2 separate regions of the Homo sapiens genome follow, and region 2 is linked to region 1. The links are chromatin contacts, found by Hi-C or POLR2A ChIA-PET in ENCODE. All regions are on one chromosome and are shown on one strand. The core of a region is the stretch at or near the end of the contact, and the rest is flanking DNA. Distances in the headings are between cores, read along the strand shown. Region 1 overlaps KDM4B (lysine demethylase 4B). Region 2 has its middle 10 kb from the start of TINCR.

Evidence for each region. A loop is a pair of places that touch in the nucleus more often than their neighbours do. ChIA-PET counts read pairs that join two places held with the same protein, here RNA polymerase II (POLR2A). Pooled maps may share reads with other maps.
Region 2: a map of posterior vena cava shows a loop between it and region 1 (3-fold over the local background). The contact joins two enhancer-like sites. A Hi-C loop is called at or near these places in 1 of 168 maps with a recorded cell type or tissue (posterior vena cava) and 3 of 50 pooled maps. POLR2A ChIA-PET finds 5 or more read pairs at or near these places in 1 of 52 experiments (BJ).

Annotation. Positions count from the first base shown.
Region 1 is chr19:5,137,472-5,140,154 of GRCh38, forward strand. It overlaps KDM4B (lysine demethylase 4B), which reads left to right. Exons shown (of 23, transcript NM_015015.3): 17 at 150-205; 18 at 491-599. Among named protein-coding and RNA genes, the nearest start is that of PTPRS-AS1, 39 kb to the right of the region's middle. RefSeq lists enhancers at 1-272, 273-772, 1,795-1,894. Within about 2 kb of position 1,360, at least 3 of the 41 ENCODE cell types and tissues checked have a DNase peak (open chromatin) inside an H3K27ac peak, as active enhancers do.
Region 2 is chr19:5,576,826-5,579,508 of GRCh38, forward strand. It overlaps the pseudogene SNRPEP4. Among named protein-coding and RNA genes, the nearest start is that of TINCR, 10 kb to the left of the region's middle. Within about 2 kb of position 1,371, at least 4 of the 41 ENCODE cell types and tissues checked have a DNase peak (open chromatin) inside an H3K27ac peak, as active enhancers do.

The DNA.
Region 1 (2,683 bases), core at 110-2,609:
ACCCAAGGGATTCCCACCCGTCACTTTGGTGGCTGCTAGGTTGAAATATAAGGGCCGTGGGCTGGGGACGGTTGGCAGATCAGGCCCCAAGCAGTGTGTGGGGAGCCTGCTCCGAGCCCTGCTCATCCAGGGCTGTCTGGTCTCCACAGGAGTGCTGCCTGTGCAACCTGCGAGGAGGTGCGCTGCAGATGACCACCGATAGGAGGTGGGTGGCACCGCGCGTTGGGGCTGGAGGGCCGGAGGGGAGCCTGCCCTGGGCTGAGGCTCTGCAGGGTGTGACCCCAGTGCCTAGGGGTTGACCATCACCTCCACATAACCGCCCTGTGTCATGGATGGGGTGGCCAGGGCTGAGGAGGAGCATACGCCTGCACCGACCTTCCTGAAGTTCCCCAGGCCCTGACCCAGCCGACAGCCACATCACGCCCAGCCCCTCTGTGACCAGCCCAGGTCCTCAGAGGCGCACCTGACCCCGCTGCACCTGCCCTCCCAGGTGGATCCACGTGATCTGTGCCATCGCAGTCCCCGAGGCGCGCTTCCTGAACGTGATTGAGCGCCACCCTGTGGACATCAGCGCCATCCCCGAGCAGCGGTGGAAGCTGGTAGGTCCTTGCGGTCGAGGCCCACCCTGCCCGTGCCTCTAGGGCTGCCGGCCATGCTCGGCTCCCCACCTGCGCGATCTGAAGCGGTCTTTCCTCCAAGCTCTGCGTCTCCATGGGGGTGGTGGGCAGCTTTCAGGAAGCCAGTGATCCCGACTTCAGCAGGTGTGTTATTTTTTGAATCCTTCCCCGAGGTGCAAGGTACAAAAATCAGAAGGCATCAAGGGTGGCAGAGATAAGCAGGCCCCGTCAGGTGTGGCCTTGGGGGCATCCTCTGCAGAATCGAGCACCCCATGCAGTTTCCACCTTCCCACAAAAGCAGAGGCACCGCACGTGCCCCGACACAACCGGGCTGTCTGATCTTTGCTGTTTTTCTAATAATTATAACAAGCCTGGGCAACACGATGAGACCCCATCTCTATAAAAAAAATAAAAAACACTAGCTGGGCGTGGTGGCACACACCTGTGGTCCCAGCTACTCGGGAGGCTGAGGTGGGAGGATCGCCTGAGCCCGGGATACCCAGGCTGCAGTGAGCTGTGATGGCACCATTACACTGCAGCCTAGACAACAGAGCCAGGCACTGTCTCAAAAAAAAACAAACAATTGTAACAATGCTTAGCGTGAGATCTGCCCTCTTAAGAAGCATCTGAGGTTCAGTACAGCATTCACCACGGGCCCAGTGGTGGGCAGCAGGGCTCTGCGGCCCGCTCACCCGTCCTGTATAACTGACACTTCACACGTGCTAAGCAGCAGCTCCCTCCGCCCACCCCAGCACCCAGCACTCTGCTTCTGTGTGTTTGCCTGTGTTATAGACCCCACGTGAGTGGGATTGTACAGTCTTTATTCTTCTGCGACCGGCTTCTTTCTTAAGAGACAGGGTCTCTCACTCTGTTACCCAGGCTGGAGTGCAGTGGTGTGATCACAGCTCTCTGCAGCCTCAAACTCCTGGGCTCAAGCGATCATCCCGCCTCAGCCTCCTGAGTAGCTGGGACCACAAGCACGTGCCAAAAAGTTAGGTTAACTCCCAATTTTTTTTTAAAAGATGGGGTCTCACTATGTTGCCCAGGCTGGTTTGGAACTCCTGGCCTTGAGATCTTCCTGCCTTGGCCTCCTGGGTAGCTGGGATTACAGGCGCGAGTGGTGTCTTTCATTTGGCATAGTTTCCTCAAGGTTCATCCACATTCATTCAACCCAAATATGGCAGGAGTTCCTTCTTTTCCTGGCTCAGTGATGTGCCACCATGTGGATGGACGACGTTGTGTTGATCCGGGCACCCGCCGATGTCTCTGCCTTCAGGCTGTTGTGGGTTGCGCCGCAGCGGATGTGGGAGTGTGGTTGTGGTTTGGAGATTCTGATGTCATTTCCTGTGGATACAGACCCAGCAGTGGGCTTGCTGGACCGTCGGGCAGCTCTGTTTTTAGCACTGGAGGAAACTGCTCTCCCTTGCGGCTGGACGGACTCCCATCCGCACCCCCCGGGTGCAGGGCTTTCCCCTTCCCCTCGTCCTCACTCACACCTACCTTTGACTTTTTTGTAGCAGCCGCCCTAGCAGGTGCGAGGTGGTCTCGCTATGGTTTGATTTGTGTTCTCCTGGCGGTCAGTGACGCTGGGCATCTTTGCACAGTCCTGTTGGCCATCTGCATGCCGTCTTTGGAGAAACGTCTGTTCTGCTCCTTCGCCCATTCCGTGCCTGGGTTGCTTGGCCTTTTGTGGTTGAGTTGGAGGATCTCTGCTGCTCCACTCTTGGTGCACATTGAGGCCCCCCGTAGATGCGCGCAGCCACCTTGGGCGTAGCGGGGCCTCATCGTGGGGGCTTGTGAAGCTTCCTCCTGCTCTCAGCAATGATGGCCCCCCTTTGGGGAACCCCTTGGAGCCACAGGGCAGTCAGGAGTGGTCAGTGCTGGCCACCAGCTGGCTGTGCACTTGGGACAGATTCCTCGACCTCTCTGTGCCTCGGCCGTCCCTTCTGTGCTGTGGGGTTGCCACAGTCCCCGCCATGCAGGGTTGCAGTGGTGTGAGCTGGGCCCACTCCCTAAAGCATGGACCACCCTGTCTGAGCACTAGCAGCTGCTCAGGGCTTGTCAAA
Region 2 (2,683 bases), core at 121-2,620, 440 kb after region 1:
TGCTCATAGAGCCACACCTGAATCCGCGATCTATTTTGTAAGTATCTGAAGATGAGGCTGATGGGCTGCACCATAACCTTCTGCACTTTCTGGCCCTGGCCACGGTACGCCATGGTGGAATTTCACCCATTTTTTTTTTTTTTTTATAATTTATTTTGTTTTGTTTTGTTTTTTGAGACAGAGTCTCACTCTGTTGCCCAGGCTGGAGTGCAGTGGCGCGATCTCGGCTCGCTGCAGGCTCCGCCTCCCGGGTTCAGGCCATTCTCCTGCCTCAGCCCCCCAAGTAGCTGGGACTACAGGCGCCCGCCACCACGCCCAGCTATTTTTTTTTAGCAGAGACGGGGTTTCACCATGTTAGCCAGGATGGTCTCAATCTCCTGACCTCGTGATCTGCCTGCCTTGGCCTCCCAGAGTGCTGAGATTACAGGCGTGAGCTACCGCGCCTGGCCCTAATTTTTTGTACTTTTAGCAGAGACAGGGTTTCACCGTGTTAGCCAGGATGGTCTCGATCTCCTGACCTCGTGATCCGCCCGCCTCGGCCTCCCAGAGTGCTGGGATTATAGGCGTGAGCCACCGCGCCCGGCCCTAATTTTTTGTATTTTTAGTAGAGACGGGGTTTCACCGTATTAGCCAGGATGATCTCGATCTCCTGACCTTGTGATCCGCCCGCCTCGGCCTCCCAAAGTGCTGGGATTACAGGCATGAGCCACCGCGCCCGGCCGAATATCAGGCCCATTTTACAGATGAGGAAACTGAATGCATAGCATGAAGGCAGTACCCGAGCCAAGGCCTGGCACATAGTAGGTGCTTAGTTTGAGCAGGATCTAAATCTCGTTTGGTCAGACCCACAGACACACAGCTCCATGAACAGTCGCTCCTGTCTCTCCAGGGGACCCCAGGAAGCACTTCATAAATATTTCAGTTCTTGAATTCTTTGGTGACTCTATACAGAGCCGCCAGGAAAGGTGAGCAGGGGCGGGAGAGGCAGCTTTCCAAGGGGGGCGGAGACATGAGGCACACATCAAGTCACTCGCCAGCCCGGATACACCAAAATGTACACAGCATGAGGAGAAGTCAGTCACACAGAGACACAGACACACCCAAGGCAAATACAGCCATGATATGTAGCAAGAGAAAAATGAGACACGTAGTCACATGCGCAGAGACACATGCCCCCCAGAGCAAACACAGACACACACGGACACACGCCCCATGACAAACACAGATGCACACAGAGAGACACACGGCCTTAAGCCTCACACACGGAGATTCACCAGATCCACACCCCAAGACAGAAGCAGGCACGTCCACTCCTGAGACCAATACAAACTCACTCTAAGAGAAGCACAGACACAACCAGGGCCTTCGCCTACCGGGGGCCGGGTTGGGAGGCTCTGGAGACCCTCGACCCTTGAGGAAGCCCCCATTCCAGCCTCCACCTGCGCCTCCAGGGCCTCCCACAAAGGTGGTGTTGGGCCCGTGGGGGAAACGCTGGGCGGGCAGAGAGATGGGGGCTTCCGCGGCAGGAGGGGCCCAACCGGGTCGGCTGCGTTGCAGAGCGTGGCTCTTGGGCGCCACCTAGTGGGCACATGGAGTAGAGGGCCCGGCTGCCCCAAGTGCAGATCCACATCTGTGCAGGTCCTGGGTTCATCTGTTTCTGCTTTTGTCTATTTGCGTCCCTGTGTGTGTGCGTCTGTTTCACTCTGTGTCTCAGTCTCTGTCTCTCTTCTCCCTGAATCTCTCTTTTTCTGTGTCTCGGTGTCTTTATCTCTCCATCCCTCTTTTTTCTCCCCTTCCCTCCCCCACGGCTTCCCCCACCTCCAGAGCCTGAGGCTTCGTCAATAAGCAAGCCAGGCATCTCCAGTGACCCAGCACACCCCACTTATAGCCGCATCTCTTGGGTCCCGTCCCTCAACGGCGTCTTGGTCCCCATGAGTGTCCACCTGCTATGACTCAGCCAGGGGCTGAGTGAGTGGGGGTGTGATACCCAACGGACTCTCACTCTGTCGCCCAGGCTGGAGTGCAGTGGTGCAACATCAGCTCACTGCAACCTCCACCTCCCAGGTTCAAGAGATTCTCCTGCCTCAGCCTCCCGAGTAGCTGGGATTACAGGCATGCGCCACCATGCCCTGCTAATTTTTGTATTTCTAGTAGAGACAAGGTTTTGCCATGTTGACCAGGCTGATCTCGAACTCCTGACCTCAGGTGATCCACCCACCTCAGCCTCCCAAAGTGCTGGGATTACAGACATGAGCCACCGTGCCTGGCTAATTATATCTATTTTTTAATACAGAGTCTCGCTCTGTTGCCCAGACTGGAGTGCAGTGGTGTGATCTCAGCTCACTGTAACTTCCACCTCCCAGATTCAAGTGATTCTCCTGCCTCAGCCTCCCGAGTAGCTGGGATTACAGGCGTGCACCACCACACCTGGCTAATTTTTGTGTTTTTAGTAGAGATGGAGTTTCACCATGTTGACCAGGCTGGTCTCAAGTGATCTGCCTGCCTCGGCCTCCCAAAGTGCTTGGAGTACAGGTGTGAGGCACCATGCCCAGCTGTGCCCACCAGTTCTGCCAGCCTGCTTGCTCCTATGTTCTGGTCTTTGGAGCAGGGATCCCAAAACTGGAGGCGGCTTGTGGCCCCCCCTGCTGTGTCTTTGTCCAAACAGAGCCAGGGCCCTGAGTCC